Regions from separate parts of the Homo sapiens genome. Here region 2 is linked to region 1. Evidence: read pairs that join two places in POLR2A ChIA-PET (ENCODE). Cell type or tissue: A673. All regions are shown on one strand. Links, peaks and the distances in the headings refer to the core of each region. The heading gives the core; the rest is flanking DNA.

The links. Peaks named below come from ENCODE experiments on the same cell type or tissue, not always from the same donor. Only the 100,000 strongest peaks of a DNase experiment are listed, where the experiment ranks them.
Region 2: POLR2A ChIA-PET joins it to region 1 with 17 read pairs; 3 of 35 experiments call an interaction of 5 or more read pairs at or near these places.

What each region holds. Positions count from the first base shown.
Region 1 is chr3:114,401,584-114,417,272 of GRCh38, reverse strand. All of the region lies in intron 7 of ZBTB20 (zinc finger and BTB domain containing 20), which reads left to right. Among named protein-coding and RNA genes, the nearest start is that of ZBTB20-AS5, 44 kb to the left of the region's middle. In A673, for the core only: a CTCF peak has its summit at 5,264 (motif pointing left); DNase peaks (open chromatin) are centred at 5,282, 5,802, 7,752 and 8,292; H3K4me3 peaks cover 2,746 bases; H3K27ac peaks cover 4,408 bases.
Region 2 is chr3:114,331,834-114,347,522 of GRCh38, reverse strand. It overlaps ZBTB20 (zinc finger and BTB domain containing 20), which reads left to right. Exons shown (of 12, transcript NM_001348800.3): 12 at 8,097-15,689. The coding sequence ends at 8,518. Among named protein-coding and RNA genes, the nearest start is that of ZBTB20-AS1, 12 kb to the left of the region's middle. In A673, for the core only: CTCF peaks have their summits at 11,016 and 11,216; no DNase peak of the experiment used is centred there.

The sequences.
Region 1 (15,689 bases), core at 5,026-13,025:
TTTTGTGTTTTTGTTTGTTTCAAAATACCAGAGGTGATTAGGCCATATTATGAACTAATTACTTACTTAATTTATTTAAGTTGAAACGAGTTTTTGAGTTATACGAGGGCCAGAAACAAGAACTCGTTAATCCATTCTGCACATCACTGAAAAGAACAAAACAAAGAAGTTAACGCCTTTATTTTATTATGTTACAACACACTAATATTTTGAACACTGATGAGGACCCAAGTGGTCAAAACATCTGTATTTGGTAAGAAAATAAAACAAACTCTTTTTTTCCACCACCATTTGGTTCTTTCAGTGGTGTGCTGAAATTCAGAATGAATCACCAAAGGTATTAAAATGGTGTGTCCTTTTTAGTACATTTTCCTATGGCATTTAAAAGATTCTTCAAACATATTTGAAAATAGTAAATAAATGACCTACAAAACTCAATATTTTCTTAAATTTGGAAGTAAACCACATTCATTCCTGGGCTTGGGACTCTATACACCAAGTTTCAAACCGGAGCATATTTTGGTATTTTGATAGTTGAGTTATAACCCCCTGAAAAGAGGGACTGATTATGTGCAGTAAGGACAGCTGCCCATGGAGCTGCAGCTGAGCTGCTAAAATAAAGCTAGTGTTTACCTGTCGCTGCTGACCAAGAGATGTGAGACTCAGTAGATCTGTTCTGTAGACCCTAAGAGAAGCTCTGTCAGCACTCTGCGATTGAGTTTCACCGTCTGCGTCTATACTTAGCCAGCTTCTAGAAGGGGAGAAAGTGGGGGATACAATACACTCATGGAAGCAAAACCAAAACAAAACAAAACCCTGTATGTTGCAAGCAAATTGAAAATGTCAGAGAATATTTATGATCCAAGGTTACTTGTTCTAATGTTTGATTCTTTATCTTCCAGGTTCTAATCCCTCTATTTAGTTAGTTGTTTTTTTTTTTTTTTTTAAGTATTGCTAAGGAATTGAAATTATCATATGTCTGACCACAATGATCAGGTGGTTGATATTATTAAGTGTCTCAATTTTTATTTTCACAAGTTCTTTTATGACTTGATTCTCATTATCTAAAGCAAAATTCTGGCATGTGATTGCCACCTAAATCCCTGGGTGTACCATACGTGGGCAAATTCTATGCTCAACTATAGTATTTACAAAGAGGTAGTGGCTCAATCTGTAATACTGGCTAAGTCATTTCCCACCCCTGTAGGAGATGGGGTGACTGCAATGGAAGCAGACTTCTGTTTTTCCATGTGAAAAGTGAAGAGGAAAAAAATATCTGTAATTTTCATATCCCAACTGAATGTTGTAGGGATTTGATGAGCTATTTATGCAATCTTAAAATCAGGGAATTCTCTCAGGATTGGTTATCTCTTTTGGGAAGAGGCTACTGGCAAGAACACTTTCAGGTGATTCAAAGAGTCTGAATAGTAAGATTGTTCTTGTAGCACAACTACTATATGGTGATACCACTGACTCAATGTCAGTGAGACCCACGTTTTAAGTTATTTCGCCCAGGAGTTCAGATGCATTAGTATCAAGCCCCGTGCTCTCTCTTGGCCCCACTCCATTTAACCCTAAATTAGAATCCTTGACTATGAAATAGAGTTTTTCTCTATTCCAAGACATTTATTCATTGAGCAAATATTTATTAAGTACTATGTGCAAAGTATTATATCAGGCCATCTGATTTATATGAAAACTGAATCTCTAATGTTAACCTTATTAAACCTATGTTCTAACCGAGTAAGCCAGCCAAACAAGACACAAAATCAGAACTTTAGATTTGAAAGGAGTCCCACACTTTACAGGTGAAGGCATTTAGGCCTAGACAGTGTAGTGATTTTGTACCACCCAACACATCAAATTTGTATCAAGAGCCAGAAGCAGAGTTCAAAGCTGCTGGTCATCAGTCGAAGATGTCTTCCATCCCTATATGCCCCTTCATCAAGTTTTTCTCTGAATCTAGACAGTCATTTCTGACATTTTTCTCTTACTCTCTTTCTTCTTTGGCACTGATAGTTCCTTTAGTTCAGTTAACAATGACATAGCTTTACCAGGTTCAGCAGTGCCACATCCCTATGCCTTGTTTGCAGCGAGATTGTCACATTGGTGTTGAGGGAATGTAAGGAAATTCTGCTTAGAGGATTATTTTGACCTTGTCCTAATGATATCAAACCACATTGATTTTTCATTAGCCAGTGAGAGTCACTATTTGGTCACTATTTGGGTGGTCCCTAGCCAAGGGAACATTTGTGAAAGCTATGAGTTGCCAGTGTTACAGAAACCCATTACATCTGTGGTTAAAATCCTGGGTGGGTGCGGGGGGGCGGCAGAGAAAGGGGAGCAAAAATATACAAAAGGAAAGGGAAGAGAACCCCAGAGAAAGGAGTATAGATGACTTTACTTTTACCTAGACTTTTAATAAAACTCACAAATAGCTCCTATTCACATGTAAACATATATAATAATTTTATATAAAATATATAGTATTTTATATACTATCATATAGCATTTTATATTTTATATATTTTATAATTATATTTTATATATTTTATATAAATATATAGTATTTTATGTATTCGTTGTTTCATATAAAAATAACTTTTCCCATTTTACAAGGATAGAAATTAAGATACAGGTATTTTGTATTATATTTCAAGGCCACAAATAATTTTGAAAGGTTTGTTACTTTTGTTATGAGGGACACAGAGCTCCTAAGATATGTTATCACAGCCTTTAGGCTAGCAACACTCTTGCATTACACAATCTCCTATTACTAAACTTAAATTTTCTTCAAAATGTGGAGAAACAAAGCTCATTCAGATTAAATTAGAGTCTGGGAAAGTAAACTCCGGATTCTTCTCTAATGTTTCTTCTCCTCATCGTGCTTCTCCCCCAACCCAGCTATTTCTTGTGTTTCTCATCTTCCATTTTGATATCCCATTCAACATTAGAGTCACCAAAGCAAGGAGGTTGTTGGAATTCATCATATTCATTCACTTCTTGGATATTACTTCTATTGTAGTACCTGAGTTTAGATTAGGAAAACTAAGAATGAGTCTTTAGATTAGTTGATAGAGAAGAGTTTCTGTTAATATACATTATAGTCTGAGGTACTCTATAATAATCCATAGCAGCATGCCTTTTACCTCCTCGTGATCTGTTTGCTTCTTTTGTTCCCTCTTAATGAGAGCTGGAGACATCTTTAATGTAAAGCCATAGATGAGCACATGATTTGATGACAAGAAGCTACTGCACACACAGTTTAGATATCAAGGCAAATGAAGAGCAAGACTTCATATCGCTTTAACAGGTTAAATTAGTCATCTTAAGCTGTTAATACATCAGGCTACTGGGCAGAAAACAGCAGCAGTGTGGTAGCAGAGCTTCAGAAGTAGATAATCCTAAATTCAAATCCCAAATCTGCCATTTACCAGCTGTGTGACCTTTGTTAATTTACTTTTCGTCTCTGAACTTCCCTGATCCTTACTTCTCTCATCTGTAATATGGAGATGATAATAGTTGCTGCAGAGAAGGAGTGGCATAATACAGCTTAGGTAATGTGACATATGTGACTGCAGGTTCAAGAATTTGTGCACCTTCTGGCCCCAGCAGGCTTAATATCAGCACTATAGTTAGTCCCTACTTTCTTACAAGCATGTGATTATAAGAAAAGCCCCTCTGGTTCAGGCTTATGGTCCTTTCAGTTCAGCATTCATTTTCTGATCACAGGGACAGGAAACTGTTATATAAGACACAATTGTCCTTGTTGCTAACTTAAAGAATTAGAGTTATTTTCCTCCAGATAGCCTAGTTTCTCTGAATAACCCACTATGGACTTATCCATGAATTTAGCTAAACCTTTGTGATACTATTTATGTCATCGACCTTTAATGAATTTTATAAGTTGATTGCCTACTGTGTAAAGTAGTTCTTTAGTTTGTCATAAATTGTTTCTTTTGAAAAGTAGTAAGATGACTTCCAGTTCACGTATACTAGAATTTGAAAAAGAAATCCATAGTCAGTTTCCCAGACCTTTTGTTTCTTTATAGACATTTACCATATCCTTGCCTGGATTTTATCATTATAAATAGAAATCTTCATCTTATGTCATGATTATTTTAATTAATACTGAACGTTCTCCTATTCTTTTTATTTATTTATTTTTTGAAGTACTTCATCCAGAAAGTATCCCACCCATGAGTTGCCGTTACCTTTTACTAGAGCTGATCGTAATTTAACTCTCCCCTTCCTCTATCAAAATTACACTCTATGCTCTGGGCTCAAAACAGAATGATCTTAGTGTGACTGCAATTGTATTTAAGCCAAAGTTCAGCTTAGAAACAGCTGGCAAAATGTTCAACAAACTGGACCATAGAGGAAGAATCATAACAAAAAGATGTGATTCCGTTTGTAGCAAAGGGAGAAACTTGTCTTAAGGAAAAGCTAGAGACTGAAGTTTTTGCTCATTTTGGATATCCTAAAGAAGAAGTAGAAGGCGATGTTTTCTGAGCCAATTTGTTCCACTAAAAGTGACCAGAATCAAGTCTAGGTTGGGCTGGCTGCCCTAGGTTGCAGTTAGAGGTTGGGGCTACTGTTTTGACAATGGCAGCAGAAATCTGTGACCAAAAAAAGCCTAAAACTGCTTGCCTCTGTGCTAGCATCGCTAGCATGAAGTAAGATTTGAACTTTAAATGACTCATTATGAGTGGGTGGCAACCTACTGTGGAGTTAGTCTATGAACCCAAGGTCAGCATCCCGGTGAGAAATCCCTTCAGGTTTGAGTGAGCGATACACCCAGTCACACTGAGATGGGAGATCCTTGTCCTCTTCAGCTTTGTCAGAGCATTCCCTGCTTTGTTTCCAATCCTATTTCTGAGGATATTTGGCACACTGCTTGGCTCACACTTGGCACCACTGTCTTCAGAAAATAAATGTCTTACATTTGTACAGTGCTTTATAGAACACTTTCACATAGATTGTCTCAGTTGATCCTCACAACTCTATGGTAACTGTTCATGTTCCCATTTTATGGATGAGGAAAACTGATTGAATTACTTGTGCAAATGGTGTTAGTAAGTTGTAGAGCAGGGACTGGCCTTATGATACTAAGTCTATGTCCTTTCCATGTCACCGCCACAAAGATAGCCAGGTCATTTCTGGACATCTTCCTGAAAATATACCTTGTTTCATTTTCCCCTGAATGTACTGCATTATACTTGCTTGTACTGAAGTTGCCCTGACCTCTTGTGGATGACAGCAAGCCTCATGAGATCATCCTGCAGACTTCGCCTTTTAATACCCCGAATACTAATAACACAATGTTCTACAACTTCCATATCATGTGGAGATGTTCCGTAAGCCTAGCACCAACCTTGCATCTGGACATTCAGTCTCAGAAGAGGTCATTTATCCCAAACTTTTCTTCTTTTTGTAAACTTTCCATATTAAAATCGTCCTTCCACTCCTTAATTTAAATGTGCTTCAATATTATTTTAACAAACTCAGTAGCATCTGTACCTTACATCTTTCTGTACCCTTCCCTCCCTTGTGAGGGAAGAATCCCTGAATGATCCTAGTAAGTTCTGAAAAGCCTTAGCAGGGTAGATAATGGGTAAAGATCATTGTATTTCAGCTCCCTGATCCATTACACCCCTGCCTTTCACCAGCATGCAGAGCGTTGTGTTTTTTTCTAACAGAATAAATTAAATATGAAAGAGAAGGACTAATGTAATTCAAATAAACATGTTAATGACCCTATTTTTCCATTTGGTAACTAGACCGGATGTGGTGGAATGCCAGTTTTTTACTGAGCCTGTAATTTAAAACTTTCAACAAGGACACTTTTTTTCCCTTTTATTTCCATCCTCCATTCCCACCCGCTTTTATTCTTACAGACACTCCTTACTGTCCAATTAGTTTTGGAACATGAAAACTGTCCTCACTGATGCCTGGAGCCATGGGGGACCTGGGATGGTTTCTCTCTGTGGAATGGCTTGTAAGAATCCAGTTTTACTGGTGATGACCCTGCCAGAGCTCTGTGCTGTTGAAGGGTGTGGGGAAGGAGGTGACTGGTGCATCCTGCACCTCCTCTGCACCCCCACTTTGTGTATTTTTGATATTTTGCATGTACATGTTTGCTGTTCTAGGCAGCACTTCAGCATTCAGATTTGGGAATAGAAGAGCTCTCAGTTTGCTTTTAACCCTGTAAGTAGCCATCCATCCCAGCTACATTTTTTATGAGTCAAAGCCATGTTTTAAGAGCTTGTTATCATCCAAACTAAAACCCTCACTAACTCGATGTGTCCCTGGATGACTCCCTAGTTTATTTCTTCCCTTCCCTCCACTAAGTCAGTTGTCTCCCTATGCACCCCAGGAGTAGCCATTTTCCACAGCGGCCACCACCTCTCCTCCAGAAAATGGGCGGCTCAAAATGGAGCCCTTCCTCTCCTCCGGACCTCAAATCTGCCACCTGTCTGCTCCATTCATCATTAGTTAGCTATAGAGCCTGATTTTTCTCCAAACTGTATGTATTTAATCCCTGATTTCTTCCTCACCCCCACGATGTGACATCCTTTCAGCATTTTACCTGCTGGAACCAGCGCTCTCTTGTTTCTTTTACTGTGGTCACTTGCTAGAGTTTGAAGGAAAACTTTTTGATGTGAACACATTTCAGTTTTTTTCCAATTTACACTGGAGAGAGGAATGAAGGGGAGAGGGGGCTCTGGCCCTGTTACTTCCTGTTTGTTTTTGTTCTGGAGAATGCAGACCATCTGTGTCTCTCAGAAGCTATTCTTCTACAGCCACCGTGCTGAGGCTGATATTTAATTTCTTAGTTTTTCCCTCGTTTCTCTCTAATGTCCTTTTCCTCTTCCAAAAACTCCTAAGCCCCTCATTAAATCTTTCTTCCTGAATTTTCTTATCTTAATAGTACCTCTGGATACGGTTCTGTCCCCATTAAGGCCAGAATTTCAAATTAAGTAAATGATAATTGGAGAGAGAAAACAGGAGAGAAGGGAACAAGGAATCAGTAAGCAAACAGAAAAAAAAAAAGTGGGTTGACTTTTTAAACATGGAGTTCGCTGATTCTCAGAGCCACTTCCCATGTCCTGGCATCCATTGTTCAGCTGATGTCTCACCTGTTAGATGGACCTTGTCTTTCTCAGAAGAAACATCTGCTGGATGTTGGGTCTCTCTCTGAGTTGCCTGAGAAGGTCCCTCCCTAATTTATTTTTCCTGCCACCCAGACTTCGATAAAGGCTATACTTTCTCATGATAATCAAGATGGTTATTTTCTAGAACTAGTAGAGATATTCTCCCTCTTCTGAGAGCTGCCTGATGAATCCCAACATATAGTCACCCTATATAAAAGTCCTATTTTCTTTCTGTTTCTTTTACATGCAATTTCACTAAACAAAGTCTCTAAACAACTAGGTCCTCTTTCAGTAGATAATTCTATAACTTATGAAATTTCAAGTGTTTCATAAGAAGCATCTTTCTGAGGCACATCTTCATTTCAGATGTCATTGCAGTTTAGGACACAATATTTCCCTCATTTGTGTTTTTTAAAAAACATAGCTTTGATTTTTTTTTATTCTTAAGGTCAGAATTAAAAAGCTAAATGAATTCCAGGCTTCAAACTCCCAGAATTATAGCTGGTTCAAGCCTAAAATGTGCTATATCAACTGTCTACGGGGGAAGTGCCGAGTAGTTGTGGCCTTCGTGGAGTGTTTTTTGGAGCTCTCGCCTGTCCCCCACCCCCTTCCTTCAGCTGCTTCTGTTTGTTCCTGCTGTAGTGCCTTCAGCCATGAACATACCGTTTAATCAGTGGTGTATTAAAATGGACCTGTACAGTCAGCAATAGCTAGGCCAAAATCGATTGGCTATTTTTAAAAGGAAAAAAGGAAGATAGAAAATTGCTCTTTTAATCTAGGTAAATCAAATCGTGCCTGCTTGCTTTCCACCTGTAGCTAAGTGTAGGCAAGAGCATTCTGATTGATGACAGTGTTTCTTTGTGCTTCTTTATTCATGCTTATCCACTTGGGGTAAAAGCACCAGGGTATCTTCAGAACGGAGTTTTCACATTCACGTCAGAAAGCTTGTGCTCTTTTTCTCTCAGAAAAAAAAAAAAAAAAAAAAAAAAAAAAGTCTTCCCTTTTTCCCCCTCTTAGAAGATTTGAATAAAAGCAGAGTACGTTCAACCTTTTCTGCCTTTTTGGTTTTTTCCTGCCATGAAATCATATCTGACTGTGACATCACAGTGTGTTGCTTTGGGCAGCTTTGTGATGTATGAAGGCGAGGACCTTAATTGGGTTAACAGAGCACACCAGGAGCGGACGGCGGACGAGCGCTGCTCTCCCACTAGGCAGTTCTTTGCTCCAGGCAGTGTGAGAGAATCAGAGACCAGCTAGAGAGGAGCTCCTTCTCCCGGGGATTTTTAACTCTGAGGCTTTGTCTTCTTTTAGTGTATTACTAACCAATGAAAGTAATTTTTAAAAGAAAAAGTATATAAATGTGCTTTGTTTTTAAACTGCAAAAAATTGGGGGTGGGGGTGGAATGTGCTGGCAGGTTTGTTCTGTAGCATTGATTTGTGACCAACAAAGGAAATGTCTACTTGTGAGACACAAATCAATGCAACCAGACTGCGAAAGTGCAAACAGAGATGTGAGAAAATTATTCAATCGTTAGTCTTCTATGGAATTTAAAAACATTGAATCTTTCGATTGTTCCAATACAAAAAAAAAAATCACTAGAAGAAAGGAAGGGAGGGTATGAGGACTTGTTCTAATTTCGTCAAAGGTTTTCTCTCGTGATTATGGAAAGGTCCGGCAAAGCTATAAGATTCCTAAACATTAGCAATGTTGTGAATGATTTTCAGAACTCATCAACCATGTCCTCAGATGCTGTCAACAGCAAAGTTGTGGAAAACTGGTAGAAGACAAGTTTATGCCTGAACTTCTGCTTTAGTCTGCAGTAACCTTGGCTGCTGTAAACTGAAGTTTCTTGCAAATTCTCTGTATCCAGAAATAATCCATAACAAGCAAACTCAGTACTTACATAGTATTTTTTATCATATAAGCATGCTACAAAAATTAACAAATAGATTACATGGGTAAAAACGTAACTCTAGAAAGCTAAAGAAGTTTATTTTGTAAAATTTCATCAGTTCAAATAAACTGGGAGACAGACGACTAGAATGAGCTGAAAACGTGATCATGGAATATTTCCATGTACTTTGAACTGAGATTTCTAAGTTTTAACAGATAGAGTTTCTTCAGCACTAACTTCAAAATAAATAAGAATTTTCAGTAACTTATCAGATGTGTGTATGTTAAAGTAGTTAAAGATGTTTCCCCCCCCTCATATAGGTTACATTTGGTTTCCCCCATCCTTCCTCCCAACAGTTTTAAGGTTATTAGTTTGCTTAGAAATCCTATTTTCAGAGGTAATAAAAAGGCAAATTTCGATACAATCCCTATCCTATCACAGATTGCGAATTATTCTGACTTCTCCTTTTGGAGAAGAGGAAAAAAGATGATCAGATGTTACTTCTCTGAACACTGAAAATTAATGTAAATAACTTCACAGTTTTTAATGTTTTCCCAGTGTCTAGTCAGGCCAGAGTTCCCATTAGCAGTCCAGGGAAGTTTTCTAACTTGACTGTATATTTTTGCCTCCATCACTATGATGAAGTCAGTTACCAAGACTCTCTCACCTTATCCTAAAAATGTGCTATTTCTTTACTTCCCAATTGTCATTATGTTAGTTACATTGCTGGAGGAAATCAAGGGAGTGAAATATAATGGATCAGAGACCTATCAAGTAAAGTAATCAAGAATGGATTTCTGGACAACCCTGTTTAAAATAAGAAGCCTTGCAATAAAAGTGCATAAATGTTTCACTCTGTGTTACACAATAATACCTCAAAATCCACTTTCTGGTAGTTCAGATCTCTGAGTTACAACCCTGAGCAAAGAAGTAACTGAAGACCTTCAAGTGTCCAAATGAGTTTCCCCCAAATCTTCTACCAAACCCTGCATTCAAGCAGTATTGTCTCTACAGTTCTTATTTATTTGATTTTCTAATCCAAAGCACATTAGAAAATACATTTAGCAGAGAGGATTTAGAGGCGATGGGTCTGAAAAACTGGGACAGTGACGCCAGTTGGCTATGGCAGTGGCTAGTGGGCTATAGCTCAGTCTGTGGCCGTTAGGCTGAGCCAAGGGATGAGGCCAGTTCTCACCACAAGTAAGAAAAGTGTATTCCTGTAAAACAGGAACAATGAATAGTCACAAGGATGACCCTGTATCATAGAAAAAAATTAAATTACATCAACATACTGTGTTTAAGAAAACAAAGATATGTAAAAGTTTTCTATGAAAAACATGTGTAGAATATATTTTACTGCTTAAAAAGGCAAGTTTATGTCATTAAAAAACATTTTAAAATATATGGAACATTTTATTCCTCAATATAGCTTGCTTTTTTATATCCTTTTTCAGTTTGAAAAAATATAGGGATTGTTTTGTAGTAGTGACTCTACAAACCTGTCTAGCCAAAACTACTCAGTACAAACACCTTAGAAGGAGTACAAACACCTTAGAAGGAAGGATGTTTATTCTTGAATATTTTAAGTCCAGGTCTCTTAAAATAAAGATGTTCTTTTTCATTGATCTTAGTTATATAATGTATGTTGTCATCTCGAGTAAGGCGCAGTTGCTCATATTTAGCTGGTTTACTTTGTAATGCGTCATTATAAGTGACCAAAAACATGGTACAGGAAGTTGTTTGTGTGTTTTTTCATTGCTTATGCAACTTCCAAGCAGAAAATGTTCTTGAGACCAGATGGTAAAGAACAGTCAATTGCAAGTTCTATTCTCCAGATGTATTGATGTTTCATGTCTTCCTGAAGCCAGTTCAAACACACTTGTAAATTCAAGTCTTAATTTTAGTAACTCTTTCACTTCTGCTAGATCCTATTTCAAATGATAAAGAATTAGGCTAGAATATTTAATAACAGGATCTCTGAAGCCTGCTGTACTATAGAGTGGCAATGCCATGGTCATATAATTCAGTCGGATAAAAGTTCATTACATGTGCTTTTGGACGTATTTGGTCACTGTGCTACAATGACAGCTAAGTGTTTACAGTACCAAACGTCTTTTCAACTTTATCCTTTCCAAAAGTGCACTTTGTTAAGACAATTTTAAAAAATAACATTTACCCAGTGTTTCTACTTGGCATGTAGGGTTTTTTTTTTTAATCTGCTCAGCAATTTGGAAGTTTGCTTGGAACACAGATGAGTTAAGATAAAAAGCTGTTTTTTAAAAAAAAATGCCTCTAGTAAGTAAAAATGAAGATACTATATCTGAATGAATGTGAAAAGTTGTCCCTTTGTATATTTTTAAAGCTTCCTAAACTATCCCCAGTTCTCAGCCAAATGCAGCCTACCCAGATTGTCTTTAGGAAAGTAGCAATTCACAGAGATTTGCAGTTAGCCATGTATCAAACTACACTCTCTTTAGTCCCTGCTTACAGCTCCACCATTTTAGAATATGGTGAGATATGCCAGAGCCCTACCATCTGTTTAATGGGCTAATTATGTTTACCACATGCCTACTTCACAGGAATACCATGAGTGAGGTTGCCAAACATCATACAAATATATATGTTTGTATATATTGATATATAAATATACACATAAATAAAATTGTATACATATATAAAAGCATTCAGCATTTCTGAGTTTCATTCCATCTTTTACTCTCAAGATATATCATGGCCCATCCCTTAAACCCAGCCAGGTGTTGTCAGAGTTTGTGAAGCTGTTGATGATAAGACCGTCAGACTGAGAGGGATCCTCTAACTGAGAGATTTGGAGGAAGTGAAACTCAAATTGTATACACATTCCTATGTCTTCGCCATTTAGCTATGCCCCATGTTCTCTCTACTAAAATGTAGACATTTTAGCTTCATAATTAATGCAATTAAACTTTATGACACTGTATGTTGCTATATCCAATGACTAAACTTCTTTTAAGAAACAGAGGATCTCTTCTCCTTTATTGGAAAAAAAAAGTCAGACTGTTTTAACACAATTCCTCCCGTACATGGCTACAACTTTTCTCTTACATACCACAGCTTCTATATTGGGCTTGTTCTTAAAGCTAGGATTTTTTTTTTCCTCCTATGAGGACACTGCAACCCTTGAAAGTTTTTCTCTGGTATTCTCTGAGTGCTTCCTAGATACCTGGTTTCAGTGACTCCAGTTATCACAAGGACTAATTTTCACTTGCTATCCATGAAAATTTTCGCTGGGTCAAACTAAGTTGGGTCAAACTAAGCTGCTTCTTGGAAATGGGGCTTATGCTAGTCGTGAGTTGTGTCCAGAGGGAATTCTGAGCAGTAAAAGGAGGCAAACTGAGGGCATTCTAGGTGAAGGGAATTAAACCAGCAGAGAATCAGGGCACAGATGGAAAAGAGCGAGTCATGGGTAACCAGAGTGCCTAGTCAGGATATGATATAAGCTCCGGGTATTGGGTTTTCTGTGTAGCTCCTTTGTTTATGTAAAGCTAGCTCGGCAGGCTCTGGGCCTTCTTGGCTTTGAGGATGCACTGACCTGAGAGCTATGGGGAAAAATAGCCACGTCTGTACACCAGACTATAAAGCCAATATGTACCATTCTCTTTGAAAATGAAAGACAATAACATATGAAACTATTATTGATATAAGCTTTTATTTAGTCTTTTCTAAGATACCAGGGTATTTTTATGACCTGTTTTCTTCCCCTCGGCGTTAGGATGTTTTCTTATACTGCTTCAACTGAAGTAAATTATTCAAACAGAGCTGTTTTGTTTTATTTGTTTGTTTTTGTTTTTGCAGCTTTATGCTTACCAGGGACTTCATAAACAAGTTGAAAGAGAAAAAATAGCCAAGACATAAATATAGAAATAACCCAATCACATAAGCTTTCATGAGCATGGGTGAGGGCCTTGTGGGAAGGATGAGGAAAAATCTTTATTAGTACCAGAATGATCGTGATTACCTTAGGCATAAGTCTGATTTGAGAAGAGACACTGATATACAAAGAAAGGAAGGATTATTCCCCTATGATTTGTCCATGTGTACAAGGAAAAATAGCTTCAGTATTTACTATTTGACTTCTTGAGTCCAGAAACCTAATACTCACTGCAAACTGCATAGGCACGGAGCAGGAGAAAGCAAGTATTTACCAAAACAAGAGGAAAGAGGAATTACTCTTTCATCTCTTCTTACTTTAGAATCATCAAATGTTATTACTGGAAAGAATCTTAAAAACCATCTAATCTAACACTCCCACATTATATATGAGAAAAATGAGACTCGAGAGAAGTTTCATGACTTGCCCAAGGTCACACAACAGATTACAAACGTGGCTGGGGACCCACATATGATAAATAGGTGCCCTTCATTTCTTCAGTTTCTCCATAATCATTTTAGAGAATTATTTGACTTATCCCACCAATGTTGTTTTGTATATCTGGATTATCATCTGGCTTCTCAGTTAATTTTTTTGAAGTGAAGTTTGCTTTATAATAACTGCCAGATTCTATAGCTGATTCTAAAAATTAAAATGTGTTCTCAGACATATCCTGAGTGTTGTACAAATATGGAGACGCTCACTAGATCAACATGTATGCCTCCTTATTTTATATGAATCCTATAATACCTATAAACGTGGCCTGATCATATTAGACTCTTGAAGTTTCTAGAGTTCCAGATATTTGTTGGAGCATATAAATAGGTGAGAGCAGATTTACGCATTTACCCACTCTGAGTCCCTGAGACGTTCCTGAACTGCTGTGCCTTTGTAAGTCAGTTATTCCCACTGCTATCGATATCACCAGTTCCAATTATTACCAATATGGCCCATTACTACAGACTGATTTCTTACTAGGTTCAAAACCAGCTGTACTTGGTGTTTTACTGATATTTTGTTCAGTGTTAGAGGAGAAAGAACATGGTGAGAGTCTGGCATAGCCCAGCTCCCTTCTGTGAAGAAAGAGTCCATCACTGACAATAGACATTCAATAAGTGGTTATTTAAAGAGGTCGAAAAAAGCATCCACCATTTCTCTATTTCAAAATAATCAATCATTTAAAAATATTAACTACAAGCTTCTGATGCAATGTTGTGTGGTTTGTTGTGCCACATATGGTTATGATGATCTACACGTCAGCTACAATCCAGAAATACTCTCATTGTTACAATGCAAAATAATATAATCATCCACTTTTACATTTTAAATGTGTCTGGCCCACCAAGTCCTTGCTTAGGTGCCAGACACACCACTGTGAAGGAACTGTCTGACATAGTATCCTGAAATTTCGGGTAAGTATAATCATCTCCCAGATGCATAGAATAAGCCTGGTTTTTGAGGCAAAGAGAAGAGGCAAACCTCCTGCCCTTCCAGAAGTCAGAACCATTCAGCAATATATTCACAGTAGCTAGGGGGGAAAGCCTTTGTGAAGAAAACTGTTGTGTCTCATGGCTGTTTTTATTAAAACATTTAGTCCACCAGCTTTCCAACTCTACGAACAATTTAATTCACAAAGCACATGAAATAAGCAGAAGAATCTAGTCCCAACAGCCATGTTCCACCTCTGTGATCCTCGTCGTGAGTTAGGATGATTTAGTCGTCAAGATCCCTGCTGTTCTGTGCTTGGATATTTGTGAGGAAAACCTAGAATTCATCCCCTTTAGAAGCCATGTCCATATGGCATGCAGCAAAGACCATTAGAGAACAGTAGTAGGAGTTTTGTTATCAAATCCAGCCAGATTTGCAGATAGGAATACTGAGAAATTAGTATTTTTCCTTCCTCTTCTTCTCTCTTTTCCTTTTTAGCCTTTTTCTTTCTCCTGTTTGCTTCTTCAATTCAATACTCCTTTGTTTATGGATTTGGAGAGTACTCCAAAAGCAAATAAGCCAATCAAATCCTGTTTGGAGGGAGAACAGCCATTTTGACATATAACCATCTCATCACTCCTTTTTATATGCCTAAACAATTGAAGAGCATGTAGCATAGCCAGGTGCTGGTCCTCAAAGTGGGTGTGCCCTAAAACATTCTTTGGTTTGAACTAGTCTAGTCCACTGTTTCATGTTACTGAACAATCAAAAGAGAAAAGAAAGTTTTTCTTCTCTGGTTCTAGACCAAATGACTGGCAGGATGTGATTGCCATCTGTAATTTTCTGCGAAGTCCTTCCCCAGTCCAATTTACATGATATGTACAGCTACTTCACTCTGAGAATGCACACTCAAAAAATACAGCCTTTAAGTGATTTTTCCTAGCATGGGCAAGGTGAAGCAGTGAGGAAATGGACGTATATATGTTATACATTTATATTATTATTCCCCATAAACTTTTAAACTTCCTATCCAGCATTTGTATTTGTTCTCAAACAAATTGGTAGTTTAAAGAAAATCCTACCTTTGTGATTTTTCAAAAATCATTTTTCAGCCTCTCCTATTATTTTTTTTTATTTCAGTAGCCACCTTAATGGGTAGCTGAGTGGGGATCAAGTATAAAAAGACCTCATCATGTATTACAAGCCAGAGAGTGTACTCATGGGAAAAATGTAAGTCCTCAGATGGAAAGTCATCTCCGTCAAAGAAAGTGGCTCGGGCAAAAGTGCCTGACATTACATAGT
Region 2 (15,689 bases), core at 5,099-13,098, 70 kb after region 1:
ACTTTCCAAGAGCCCAGTGGAAGTGATAAAAATTCAAAGCAAAAAGTCCAAATGTTAGTATAAAAAGATTCTAGAAAGCACGGGGATACTTGTAAGAGTAGAGTTGGACTCTGTGTTCCCACCCATACTCTAACCAAAAAGAGTCCTAAAAAAAAAGAATAGCTTGACAAAGTTAAAAAGAAATTTGAGTTCTCTCCATTACAGCTGCTATGCAAACCAATAGACCTGCAGAGTAACTGTCTTAGCAATTCAGTAACTCCAAAGTTTAATATAGATGGTAGTTGCTTTCAACAACTGCAGATATAAATTGTGTGTGATGGTACACACCAATAGTCCCAGATACTCAGGAGGCTGAGGCGGGAAGATCACTTGAGCCCAGGAGTTTCGAGGCCAACCTGGGTACCTATCTCTTAAAAAAAAAAAAAAAAAAAAAAAAAAAAAAAAACCTGAAGAGAATAAATTATAAGATTCATATTCCAATTAAAATCTTGTACTGCTCTATGTTAATGATCCACATTCATGAAAGAAAGTGTTTGGGGCCAGGCATGGTGGCTCACGCCTGTAATCCCAGGACTTTGGGAGGTAAAGGTGGGTGGATCACTTGAGCCGAGGAGTTTGAGACCAGCCTGGACAACTTGGCAAGACCCCAGCTCTACAAAAACTATAAAAATTAACCAGGCATGGTGCTGCATGCCTATAGTTCCAGCTACTTGGGACGCTGAAATGGGAAGATCACTTGAGCCCAGAAGGCAGAGGTTACAGTGAGCGGAGATCACACCACTGCACTCCACCCCGGGCAACATAGCAGGACTCTGTATCAAAAAAAAAAAAAAAAAAAATCTGTTTGAGACAAAGAAGTAGTCCATCATATTGGCTTTGGAGCTAAGCTCTACCTTTAAGAATCAAGGAAGCTTTAGTTGTAAAGCATATTTCATAGTGATTATAACCCAAAAATTTAAAGTAGAGGCATAAATGAAAGACGATTGTACTGTAATTAGATGATTTGGATCCAGTTTTGTTTCCTCTAAATGCCTGTGTGTCCTTCAACAAATCAGTTAATTTCACAACTGTCTATTTCTTTGAGTTTAAAATAAAAATGATTTTTTCTGCCTTTTGATGTAAACGTATGATGCATGTGAGAGCTTTTCAGAAGAGGCAAAGTGTTACTTAATTAGAAAAATTAAAAATCCTCATCATTATTACTTTTCGCCCCTACTACCCAGGAGACACTTAGTTTCTTTGCTCTATTTCCTGTCTCTGAATAATACATGCTTGACATGTGTCCTTCCTCTTTGGAATTTAAACTCTGAAACTCCTTTATACTCCTTAGATTGCTCTTGAATATTCTTCATAACAAGAATTTTTTTATTTCTTAACAATTTTTATAACAGTAAAAGAAAATTGCTCACCTAACCACTCTTTATCCACTGCTAAACAAACCACGGAGGACTTCCTTATCTCTAGGAGTTTCTTTCATTCACTTACTGCAGCTTCATAAAAGTTGTGAGAAAGGAAACTAAGAGTTAAGGGCATGTTTGAAAGCAACAGAATTAGAGAGAAAAAAACAAAGATAATACAAACCATCCTGTCAGGGAAGAAAGCAGTGCTCCCCTCTACCCCCTTCATCAAGAGAAAAAAGCAGAAGTCAAATAAAGGAATGGAAATGAAAGGGAAAGACAGAGAATACAAGAAGGATAAGCCTTGGTGTCAACATGGATGTGGAAGGCAAGCAATAGGGCAAATTCAAAGATAACCCTGGAGCAGTGTGATCCCTACACTAGCAGCATGCAAATTATGTTCCCCCACCCTTCACCCCCACCCCAGACATCCTAAATCAGAAACTCAGGCAATGGAGCCTAGAAATCTGTGTAACAAGCCCTGGTTCATGCTGAAGTTGAGAATCAATTCCCTAGAGAGGTGAGCCTGGGTAATTAGAAGAATGGCATCAGGTTGCTTTTGTTACATAACATTTTTTAAAATTCCACTAATAAGAATCTGTTTAGAAAAAGTAAATCAAAATTATGGATCAAAGCTTGATTTTGTAGTGGATAAATTATATCACAGAAACTAATCACTCACATATGAGGTAAGTTGAGTCTTCCAAATTACATAGGTCACATGGCAAATGTATCCCTTCTGGTATTTAGCAGGACTGACTTGTATTATTCATATCATCATGTATTATCTTTACACCTTCCCTTTAGAATGTAAACTCTGTGAGAGCGGAAACACACACACACAGAGACATACATTTCACACACGTATATATACATGTATATCACACTTTCACATGCCCATTCATTTGGTCAATGTGCACATTCACCGAAAACCACCTGATCTCCAAAAACTATTGAAATAAAATAAATAAAAGAAAATTTTAAAATGTGAACACGCTTTCCAGGAGAATTTAATTCAAGGGACTTATACACAGATACATTCTTTTCACAGCAAGAGTTTTAAATTTCTTTGTTTTTTCTCTTTTTTTATTTGCTATAGAATATATTGTACACATATCTGTGTTCACACTTTCGTGTTTTTTTTTTACCCACAAGAGATAAATATTTTGGCGTTTTCTGAATCATATTATCAACAGCCCGTTCACTGGTGACTGTTTTTAGCCCATTGGTATCCTCTGCACATACGGTAATTTTGCTTATTACTTTGAGAAGTTCAGCTATTTCAGCCATGAATTCAGTGTAAATAGACATAGTAACAATAGTAGCATAACAATGTTGGTGATTGGGCCATAATAGTCATATGAAGATAATGTGTTAATCCTCATATGGAGCTTGGACTATTAATTATATCAAGCCAGTGGGTGTAAAGTAACAAGTATAAGGCTTGGAGTGAGAAGGCCATGATATTACCACTTTCTGGCTGAGTCACTTTGGCTAAGTTCTGTAACTGACCTAAGCCTCAGTTTTTCAGATCTGTAGTACTTACTTTACATGATTGCTCTTTGAATTGAATAACATAATTTATGTGAAAACACTTAATTATGAATGCTGTAAAACTATCAAAGCCATTAATATGTGTTATAGTAGCATCATACATTTTGCAGCATAATCCAGAGAACAAGGAGTTGTTAACAAGGGAGAGGAAGATAATCTGGTTGGGCTAGTATTATACTCTCAGGTGCTACTGACTTCTTAGATGACCTTCAAGATGTTAGTACAACTCTCTACTTGGAGATGCTATTTTCTGGGGATGTTAATATCCACTCTATTCACAAAATTTTAAGAAAAGTCAAGTAGCATGGATGAAACTCTCCAAAGTTCTGCTTAAAACTAAAATATCTTAGTTGTCACTGAAGCCACAGATATTTTGTGAATGCAGCATGTTCCCAATAGGCAGTCCCTCTTAGCCTCACAGTCCAAGCTGGCAACAGGATCACATCCCAGGGAATGAACAGAAAGGCTGGCAGGCAATCACACCGCTGATATCTCAGGTGTGTGGGCCCCCCATTTTTTTTTTGAGATGGAGTCTCACTCTGTTGCCCAGGCTGGAGTGCAGTGGTGCCATCTCTGCTCACTTCAACCTCCACCTCCCGGGTTCAAGTGATTCTCCTGCCTCAGCCTCCTGAGTAGCTGGGATTACAGGCGCCCACCACCATGCCCAGCTAATTTTTTGTATTTTTAGTAGAGATGTGGTTTCACCATGTTGGTCAGGCCGGTCTCGGCCTCCTGACCTCAGGTGATCCACCTGCCTCAGCCTCCCAAGTTACAGGGATTACAGGCGTGAGCCACGGTGCCCAGCCGTGTGGGCCCCCTTTTAAACAGACGTCTCTTGACGGAGACTAGACTCTGCAGCCAGTAAAAGCTCCATATGATTCCATCTGAATGTACTTCCATTGTTAATATGGAACCTTCCCCATTTTCTGGTCGTGTCTTGATGTTCCCCATTCAGAGGACCTGGACTTTCAAGTGTTCCTTCTGCTTTCCTCACCAGTGGCCACCTTCTGCTACCCACCTTCTCCTCTTTCTCCTCCTTCCTTGCTGCCTGCTGTCTCATCAAGCACCCTGTCTTGGTTTTTTGACCCATCACTGTACTCACGAAAGAGGAGGGCATTGTACTAGGGCAGATGATGGGGAGGCAGAGAGAACAGGAGAGTCAGGTAGGAACAGTGCTTCTGAAAAATCTCCTGATAACAGCATTCATTGTCTTTTTCACAGCTCAGGAGAAGCCTTGGTTAAAATGAGGGGAAAAAAATCAGTAGAATAAGTGGGTTCTTGCTGAGCCCCCAGTGCAAGAGGTTCCTATTCAAAATTGGGGTGTCTTTACCCATTAGGATGGCTTTTACTTGAACTTTGTGAGCTTCAGGCAGAACCCTCTGCATCTTCTAACCTAAGCAGGATCTTTCTTCCTTTTTTTTTTTTTTTCACTTTTCAGTCATGGTAGAGTTAAGTGTCAGAGCTGGTCCTTGAGAAGAAGGTGATGAGCAGGCATTGAAAAATTGAGAAAAACGTATACTTTTACCACGCCCAACACCCTTGGCAAGGCAGTAAAGGGCACTGCCTCCCCCTCAGTTTCTTCCCTTGCTGTTTGGTTTCTGTGCCTCCAGTGCTCAGTCACGGGTTTCCTAGGAAATCCTCTGTCTGTGCTCTGTGCTGACATTTTATCCATATACCACTTCTTGCCATTCGCATATGTAATTGAGAGAGTAGACGATACCTTTAACTCTGAATTACATAGCTGCAATATAATCACTTGTTTTACTGATTATCTGAAATAATTTTTTAAAAATTCAGGATTGACTTCCATATGCCATGCAAGTCATTTTGCAGTTGGTTTCATTTATCCTTGGTTCCTTTGTGATGAATGGAACAGTTTAATTTTTCTTAAAATGACCACATGCTCTGTACTAAGTGCTTTATCTCTTCAATTTTCAAAACGCCTTCACGAGACAGGTACTTACTATATTATTCTCAAGTTATAGATAAGGAAACTGAGGCTTATAGAGGTTAAATGACATGCCCAAGTCACTCAGCCAAGGAAATGGAATTCATATCTGACTCCTACATCTGTATAGGCCCAAAATGGATCATTTAAAGTGAAGGAACTTATATGACCTTCCCCTTGATGTTATAATTCAATTATCCACTTTTTACTTTGTGTCCCCTTCTGACAAATCAGACTTGCCATTCCTGACCATAGGCTTAAACCTGGAAAACCATCTCTGACCATTTATCTTCACTTTTTGTTTCTTTACTTGGAGAGCAACAATCGACAGACCTCATCCATTTTATGCATAATGTCTAAAACCATTTTGGGATTGCTGTAAGTAATATGCAAGAAAATAGTGGGAAAAAAAATTTTCTTAAAACACAATCATTCATTCCTGCTGAGTGACTGCGTTTCAAATTCATACAGAAATGAAAGTTGTGAGCACCTCACTAATCTGAAAATATACCCCATTTAGTAAGACAGTTTCTGAAATACCTACACTTCACCATCACAGCACCTTAATAATTATAGAGAGCACCTTCCTTTAAGGAGCTCCCAAGTTCTTTGCAAACATTTCTCTTTATTAAGTAACATACCATTGTTCTGTGGCAGGGAAGGGAACAGGATACTTTGTCTTATTTAAAATGTGAGACTGTTAATGCATTCAGTGACTAAGTAGGTTGCCCTTGGGTCATTCACTGACAAGGCCAGGACTAGAGTCCTCAGGGGTTGCAGTCCACCACGGACTCAGGACCACTAAATCCACAAAGGACCATGTGCAACTGCCTGGTCCAACTCTTCACATACAGAAAATGAAATAAACCCAGAGAAATGAAAACACTTAAAAAGCCCAGGGTCACATGGATAATTAATGGTAGAACCAATACTACATGCACACAAACAACATACCTATATATGCTATAGAGAGAAACATGACAACTATGAGGAATCAATTTATAGACAGATTAGAAGAGTGTGAAAATAAAGTCTTCATCAGTGACCTTGCCTCGAGGAAAAACACACAGAAGGTGAAAGTTTCAAACAGCAGAGCATTTTAACATAGGTGAAGTTTCAACTTCTTAGCAGCCAAAATACCATCTGGAATTTAAGGCACGCTTCCCATAAAAGGTGACAGGTGGACATGTTTTAAATGATAGTTGGCCAGCCTATCATAGCCTCTATAAATCGTCTGAAAGCATGAGGATAGCAAAGACCAGCTGACTTCCAGGCATGTTTACAGCTGACAGAAATGTTTCAGCTAAAAACATGCATGACTGTCTCTCTTAGGGAATCTCTTACTTCAAAAAAAAAAAAGGTACCAATGTAAACACTATGCATAGACTGAAGTCTTCAGCAAATTGAGATTATTAGCAATGAGGCTTCCCTAACCTTTCCTGTTTTAATCTAAAAGTAAAATTATCTTCTAACCATGTGATCTTACGCAGCATACTGTCTGGTCAGTGTGCTTCAAAACATATCTGTTTATGTTTGAAAACACAATAACAACAAATTCCTGATGAGAGAAAGTTTAATAAAATGGATCATGAACATACAGCACTTAATACCAACCCTGCTACATAGTCAGCACTTAATACCAACCTTGCTTCATAGTAAGCACTCAATACATGGTGATTGTTTTCATTGCTGCTATTACCATAATACATCAAAGCTCTCCTATTTCATAATGGGAAAAAATGAAAAACAGTCAAGGCATATATTTTAAGTGGAAGTTAGCTCAAATTTTAAAAGACTTCTTACCTTGATGCATAGTCCAAATGTTGAAATATTATCCTAAGGAGTTTCAGAGGCTTTCAGTTTTAGTTTGGATCATGGAAGGACTTTTTTCTCTGAGGTGAGGGCCTACACTGGGCAGTCAGGAATGAGGTGGTAGAGATGGACCAAACACGCAGTTCATCTCACCTGTCAGGAGCAGAGCTGAGAACAAACAGCACAAAGAAAACAAGTCTTTAAGTAATCATCTTAAAGAGATGTCACGGACCCATGGACTTTAAGAATACCTCATGCACTGAGTATTATTATTTACCTTACTGTTTGTAACAAACTTGATCATTTGGTTTCTAAGCCAAACCAAAGCAGTAAACTGAGGAAAAACAAGGGTTTCCGCCAACAGGCTGAGAGCAAAGGAGGACGCAGGAAAACTATTTTAAAAATTGACCCAAGAGTTCAAAAGGCATATGGAAGCATTTAATGGGGGTGGGAGGTATCCTTGTAATAAGAATACCATGCATGTATTCCCACACTGCTCTTGGTGGTCTGCAAAGTGATTTCATATGTATTTTATGTCAACACCAGCACAATGAGGTAAGTAGGACTGTATACCTCAGAGGCATTTGGTGATTTGTCAGAGTGGAGTGTAGTGTGTTGGTGCCCAGATTTGAATAGGATCATTTGAGTCTGATATCATCATGTTGCCCACCGCCTACTCAGCCTCTACACCCGATGAGGCCAATCTGCAGCTCACTACAGTCAATAGAGAACAGGCAATTAACCCTTAAGTTATATTTTAGAAAGATTTCTGTCTAAAATAGATAAACTTGAAAGTATAGCTCTTCAAAATAACGTATTCCTGTGTTGGCAAATATTTTCCAAACTCACAATCAACACATAGGTGTATTTCTTAGACTACTAGAAGTGGGGACTTACCCCAAGGAACCAAGCTATAGTGACCAATATCCTTAGTTCTCAAGGATTCTAGAGCACCCCATGTCTCCAACGATCTTTCTTCTCTCTTATTTCTTCTATTTGTTTGATAATGTTAATGGGAAACACTAAATCCCCTAATCAGGACACTGAAAGTGACCCCCTTCAAAAGTAGCCCTCCCTTTTCCACGGAGTGACCTTGAAGACTTTTAGTGGGGAATATCTGGTAGCTTTCCAAGAAAGCCGTTTTATGGCACAGGGAAATGGAAAACAAAACTGTCCTGGCATCACCATAAAGCAAAATTTCTCTGCACATGAGAGGCTAGGAGGGCCTGGATTTTTCCAAACGAGGATGATCCATTAAGCAATCAAATTTTATTTTTTAATTGTTTTATTTTTCTTTTTTGTTGTCTTGTTTTTCCTGTCCTTCATTCTCTATCCCTTGCTATGTCTCGCTCTGTCCTGCTTGCTGTCTCTTCCTACATCAACAGGTGAGAAGCCCCACCAATGCAGCATCTGTTGGCGCTCCTTCTCCTTAAAGGATTACCTTATCAAGCACATGGTGACACACACAGGAGTGAGGGCATACCAGTGTAGTATCTGCAACAAGCGCTTCACCCAGAAGAGCTCCCTCAACGTGCACATGCGCCTCCACCGGGGAGAGAAGTCCTACGAGTGCTACATCTGCAAAAAGAAGTTCTCTCACAAGACCCTCCTGGAGCGACACGTGGCCCTGCACAGTGCCAGCAATGGGACCCCCCCTGCAGGCACACCCCCAGGTGCCCGCGCTGGCCCCCCAGGCGTGGTGGCCTGCACGGAGGGGACCACTTACGTCTGCTCCGTCTGCCCAGCAAAGTTTGACCAAATCGAGCAGTTCAACGACCACATGAGGATGCATGTGTCTGACGGATAAGTAGTATCTTTCTCTCTTTCTTATGAACAAAACAAAACAACAACAAAAAACAAACAAACAAAAAAGCTATGGCACTAGAATTTAAGAAATGTTTTGGTTTCATTTTTACTTTCTGTTTTTGTTTTTGTTTCGTTTCATTTTGTACTACATGAAGAACTGTTTTTTGCCTGCTGGTACATTACATTTCCGGAGGCTTGGGTGAATAATAGTTTTCCCAGTCTCCCTCGGATGGTGGCCTTAAGGCCTGGTAGTGCTTCAAGAGGTCCACTGGTTGGATCTCTAGCTACTGGCCTCTAAATACAACCCTTCTTTACAAAAAAATCTTTTAAAAAAAAGTAAAAAAAAAAAAAAAATTTCCACTTGTGAAGAGCACTACAAAAAATATATAACAAAATCTAAAAGGCCTACTGTCTTTAAGTACACCGCTTGCAGTGTTTCAGTGGACATTTTCACAATTCTGGCCGCTTGGACTTCACAGTAACCAGTTAAAACTGTGGAATATCACTTCTGGTTGAAAACCCAGAGGAAAGGCCCTGCTGTTTTCCACCTACCACGTTGTCTGATTTCATAAAAGGGCTGTGGGGGTGGGAAGGGCAGTGGGTTCGGTGGTGTGGGAAAGAAAGACGAATGGCAGGCTTCTTCCCCAGATTCTGCCCGGGTCCACACACCCTGGCCCACCTTCTCCATATCCCCCTCTTGCAGCAGAAGCCAGGAAGACTTGGACAAGCAACAAGCAACAGTGGCTATCGTATTTATTCAGTGTCTTCGCTGAGCCACAGCCTCAGCACAATCAAGAGGGACTTTCATGAAAGGCAGGAATGCAGATAAAACAAAGATATCAGAAATTTGCACCTATGTTTCTAGGTACAAGAGAAGGATTATTTCCAACAATCTTTGCAAAAAAAAAAAAAGTGTCAGGATATATTCTTGTGGAAGAGAAAAAGAAAAAGAAATGGAGGGTGGGGGGAACAATAAAAAGTTCTTGAGGCTTTTTTAATTCAAAATTTTATAGAGGGGCAAAAGTGACGTTTACCAGATAGAATGCTGATTTTTTTAATATATTTACAACAGTATTTGTGTAAAAAAAAAAACAAAAAAAGTGAAATTGTTAAAAGTAATTTTTTTCATTTTGGTTTTGCATACACTGCCACCAATTCCTTCTCTTTTATTTTATTTCACACACATATATATATTTTTTGGTAAGTCAAGACTGTTAAGGTTAGCGATACTGCTTCCAGATAGAAAGAATAAAAGGCAACTAAAGTTATATTTGAAAGAGAGGAAGGATATTTTCTTCATATTTTTTTTAATTTTTCTTAATTTTTATTATTTTAAGTATTGCCTGGGTTGATGAGGGCCTCTGTGGCCAGCCCATCCCTGCTGTAATTTGAATTGCTGCTTTGTATTTTGATATGTAGTTCTTTGACTTTAGCAAGCTTAAGTTGCCCCACTGAATAATTTTTTCAACTGATTCATCTAGAATTCTGTTCTTTTTCATGGAAGAGACTTTATCTTTCAGAAAGAGATTGCTTGCTTCTCCAAAATTTCATTGAGATCTTACAATTCTAGAATTTCTATTGACTTTACTTTTTTTCTTAGTGAAACACTAATAGTCTAGAAGTCTTGATAAATGGGGTCTTTTCTTTTGTGATCAGCCAGGAAGAGGAGTTCACAAAACTCTGCCATAGCTCCTCACCCTTCCCAACTACAAAGAGCATCATTATGAGAAGCCTGTTATAGATCAAGATGCATTGATGCCAAAATTACTTTTTTCCTTCCAAATATCACCTTCTGACTGTTTCCACCATGGTTAAGAGGGCTGAATAAGATGATCATTCTTTAGATGACGAATTAACCCTTGCTTCTTCGAAAGGTTTTAGGGAAATTAACAAAAAAATTCCCAGATGCCAACAGCCACCATTCAAAAGACCACCAATCTATTGCATCATACCAGATGCCACTCTCTCTTCCTAGTAGGGATTTCTCTCCTCGGTCCTGATCAAGGTGTTATAATAGAGACATTTTCATTATAGACAGTGTCCTGAAGGGATTCCAGCTCAAATATAGGAATTCTTAAACCTAGCTGAAACTCCCAAAGTGATTTCATTGCTGGGCATATTTTAACATACTTAGGGGAAAGCAAATCTTTAAACAAAGCAAAACACCAAACTACAGTTTTAAAAAGAAGAAAGGAGAGCGTATTTTAGTTTCAAAATTACATTACATTTTAATTTAATTTTCCTTCTAATTTTCCTGTCAGCATTTTATTTACAAAAACTGTGCAGCAAACGAGGGAAAATCTTCCAACACAAACAACTCTGTAATGACTAAATTGGTTTTATTCATATATTTTAGACATTTGGTTAACTTGGATCTTTTTCATAAGTTCTTTGTGATGCTTTGTAAGGTTAGTGTAACTGAAGTGTTTGTGAGTTTGATTTGGTCCCACAGTGCTTAATTCAGTGGATATTTTGCTAGAAGTTTTAATGTAAACTTGGGTGGTTAACTGACTATTAAGTGTAACCTATTGTGATTTCTAAGAGGAGTCCTGCCAAGAACTGTATGTCCAAAACTGATCTGTTTTAACAGTTAGTGAGGAACAGCTTCCGAGATAAAGTAAGTTCATTTTTCTATTGCTAATTTTGCTTTTTAAAATAGCAGTGTTGTAAGACTAATATTTCCACTTACCACCAATAGAGGGAGCATTAATTAACTATGTCATGGAATTGTTTTGATATTTTGGAAAACAAGTGATTCCACCCATAAAATGAAAAGAGAAGATTGACCTTAAGAAAAAAACTCTTAAAGCTAGGAGACAATGACATGAAATCACTCAATACATGTTACAAATGAAAGAAGGCCAAAAGCCACTTTAAAATATTTTAAACTGTTTCACAGTAGATTTGAAAGTGTCTTTGTTCAAATTTAGCAAAGTAGGAAGAATTTTCACTAATACCGCCTGAAAAGTTGATCTTAGGTGCCATTATGGGCCACGTGTAGCTTTCTGTTTCTCAAATCTGAGAGAGACCCATTTGCCTTAATGCTGATTTGCCATGTAAAATGCTAAGCAATTGGGTTAGAATCCACCTTTTCTTTTGGTAGAACATGTAGAGAAAAAGCTGCAGGTGACTTGAAACCCTGAGGAGTCTATCATCCTTTCCCTGTAAAGGAAGTGTCTCTTAAAAAAAAGGGAGTGGGGGAGGAGGTGGAGGATCCCTAAAGAATTCTTAATGAGGTGATATAATCATTGTAGTCCATGACAAAATGGACCAGCCAGGTTTGCATAGCAGTAGACATATTCCTACTGTACATTTATCCTTCCCAAATATGTCACATTCTAAAATAGTTGACAAATTATTTTGTGGAAAGAGGAAGAAGCTGGATTGGAGTGGGAGATCTAATCTGGAGGAGCAAAGAGGTAGTTGTTTATTGCTATGTTCCTGGCCCATCAAATGGCCACTTTCCAAACTGACCCACATTTTAGGAAATAAACCAATCTGGACCTGTTTCAAAAGGATAGAGATGCTTTTAGATTGTCAATTCTCACTTTTAAGTTAAACAATCACAAATATCTTTAGAAATAGGGAAAGACATTTGCTTCAAAATCAAAGAATGAGTGTGGATCTTTTTAATTTTTTTTTGTTTCAAGTCCTACAGTCATCTTACATTTAGACCTTCATGGTAGGGTGATATGAGTGCTAAAAAAATTTCTTTCTAGTAGCCAGGAAACAGATAGATAAGATAAAAGCAAATGTTCCAGATTTAAGACTTCTTAGGATGAGTACAAGGAAGAGAGAAATAGTATGGAAAGGACATTTTTTAGCAATTTATAATTTTAAAATGGAATTTGCCAAACAAGGGAGAGGAAAAAAAGTCAAAGGGGAATTTTTATCTCAAGATATTTAGATATGGTTTATAAAAAAATAATATTTTCTACCACTAAAAACACTGGTATTATCTCAGCATCATGGGCAATTTTTCCTTATTACATGCCAATATTTGTACAAAAAAGGCCCCCAAATGTGTGAAATATAATCCTAAAAAAGAAAATAATTGGAACACATGGATCTGTTACAATTCTACACAGGGGGAAACAAGCTAAGCAAAGAAAAAAAATCTGAAATGAAAATCTCTGTATCAAAATGGTTTCCTGTATCTTTTAATTGAGAGGTAAACTTTAGCTCCTAATAACAGTTTTATAGACCGTTCTCTTCCCAAATTCCTAATGCTTTGAATCTATTTGTGCCATGATTAAGTGTGCTGGATAATTTCCTGCTCATATTCTAGCCTCAGTTCATTCCTAGTCATCTTAGAGATCATAGTAGCTCTTGGCCTTAGAAAGACTTGGGTTTGCTGTGTTTAAAAGTCATAAGGGTTTTATTTTGTATCATCAAAATATTCTATAAGGTCCCAAATACTCTTTTTCAACCCATGAACAGTAAGAATTTGTGAATTCTGATAATGAAAAAAGTTTTCCTCCAGGTATGTTTGTTTCACATTCAGTCCTAAAGCCTTGAGCTATGTGTACTTCCCTCACACAGGAACACCAGCTGTCCTGTCTGTGCTCTGCCTGCGCCCAAAACTCAATATTTTCTCTCAGCACAGAAGTCAAAAATGAGATATGCCCCTTATAAAACCCCTTCGATTCCTGAGAAAACATAATAAAGCCATATGTTGCTTCCTTGTTGGGGCTCCTCCACAATGCTCCCAACACCTGTGACCCCTAGGAAGACAGGGAGCAAGGTGGATCTGGCCAGGAGTCACAGGATATACACCCATTCTGGAGCTTTCCTCTGTTGTTCTAGAAGATGTTATTTGATTAGTTGGGGCTGGGAGCAGGGGATATATGATTTTGTGGAAAAGGTATCAGATAATCAAATCAGGTCTGCCTCTGCTATAGCCAGTGTGCTGCTGCATTAAAAGGGAACAAAAGGAAGGTGCAACGTAAGAGCAGACACAACCTGAGATGCCCTTGAGATTTAGGAGAACAGGAGGGCGCCCTTTCTGTTGTGACCTGACTCTTAAAAGAAATCTTCTAAAAGAATTCTTTAATTTGGTAATGAGTTGAAGTCCAGGGTAATGGAAGCTCTAGGGCAGAGAACAAAAGAATTGCAAAATGTATTCAGCACCAAACAATGCTAAACCAAGAAACATCCAATCACAAAACTAGGAAGTTTGGCAAGAAGTGGTTAGAGAAATCTCTGGGCTTTTCCATGGGCAGGGTCGACAGACTCTCTTTTCAGTGATTTCTGGCTCTGAGAAACCTCTTTACTCACTAGAAAAGAACTTTATTTAAATGGCCAATTTTGTTCCTCAGAAAAAGAAATTAAAAAAAAAGAAAAATAGGATACTGAAGACAGAACCATGTGACTTGGTGACAAACAAAAGGAGGGGTGCACTAGAATTTCAATAGGCTCCCTAATTCCATAGAAAAAGCAAAGCAACCCAATGCCTCCTGAGCCTGCAGTGCATGAAGAGAGTGCTTGAGCTGACCCAGCCACCAGGCCTTCTGGGGCTAGACATAACTTCCCACTGGAACAGCAGCAGCCTCTTTCCCCTCTTTGTGTTTTCATGAAGAAAACGGCTGTTCTCTTAGGTAGCCAGGAAATAGATTACATGGGGCAAACTTTCAAAAGCAATCTCTACCCTGGTGCTCAGGCTACATACAGAGGCAGAAAAGGGGCACGGAAGAGCCCTTGCTCTTGAGAGAGAGTATTTTCATATTCCCAAGGGCTTTCCGTGTAGAGTTGCTATTTCTGATATCACTTAAACCTTTACAAGAAAAAAGGCTGTGGTGACTCAGTGTTCCTATAAATTCAGAATGTGGAAACTACTAATCCAAAGCATCATTTCTAGCACTGAGTATCAAGACGATCAGCCTGACCAAAATATTGCAAAGAGTTTTCTAAGTCTCTGAAGATTTTTTTCTCCTTGAACACTGAGTCTATAGCAGTCAGCAATGTACCTTAGCCGATCCCTGGGAATGGTTATGGAACAGTAGGGCTTGTTTCCATCCTTTTTAGAGTGAAGAGATAGAAAATTAGGGCTACCTAGTGTGGGTTCTTTTTCAGAACTATGTATTTTCTCCTCACTGCATGATGGGTAAAAATGCCCTGGGTTGAAACAAGAAACATTATCTTTCCACACCACTGACTAAAACACCTGCCAGTGGTTTCTTTAGGCTCCACCTTTTGCTCCGTAAACTGTAGACTTTCAGACTGAAATCTAATCTTAAGTGACCTCAATTAAGGTATTTTCACAAAAGGCTACTTATAGTGTAGCATTATTGCCTTAAATCAGAAAGCCCTGGGAAGAGGATAAAAGATATAGAAATGAGAAGGCTCTGAAGTTATAGGCATTTCTTGCTGTTTAATAGTTACATTATCACAAAAACAAGCCCTATTCATGATTGAGGACTATGGAAATAGTGACTTCTTGAGGAGGCACCAAACTTTCCTAGAACTGGGTACTCTCAGATAGTGGCTGCTATTTCCTATTCTATTTCAGTGACGTAGGTTGGGGCTGAATGTAAAATAGACATCATATTACTAAATAGAATCCTATAAAATGCAATCACAGGTGCCCGGGAGTACTAGTTTTAAACATTTCCTTAACAAGGAGAACAATCCAGCAAAAAGCTTTCTTTCTCTATACAGTGTATATCTCTAAACTTTTTTTCCTCAGTTTTAGAGAACATCTGTTTTATCTGGTGGTTCTTTGTTTGAATGCAAACTCATAACTTTCAAGTCTCCGGTGCAAGAGCATAATCTACAGATCATGGGCAAAATCTAGCCACAGTCCTGAGAGTCCAGGCTTCTGGGATGCCCAGCTGGGTATAAAAGTCCCTACTAACCCTGTTTCAAATTCAGAGGTTTCTTTGGTTTAGAATGCCTCAATGAGATTTTGATACATCCAAGAGAGAAAAAAAAAAAAAAAAAAAAAAAAACCTTGGGGGCATCTGTTTCTACTAGTGTTGCAACAGTTGTTTTTACCCAGCAAACTCATTGCAATTTATATGTAGATTCTAATAATGAAAGAGTCTTAACCCATCCAGTATGTCACCGCTGCTGTCCAAAATGTCTATAAATGAGTATACATTATTTATACATGTGCACACACAGTGTGAGCTTCCCTCAGCACAAAACTGTTTCACATTCATATTGCCCAGTGA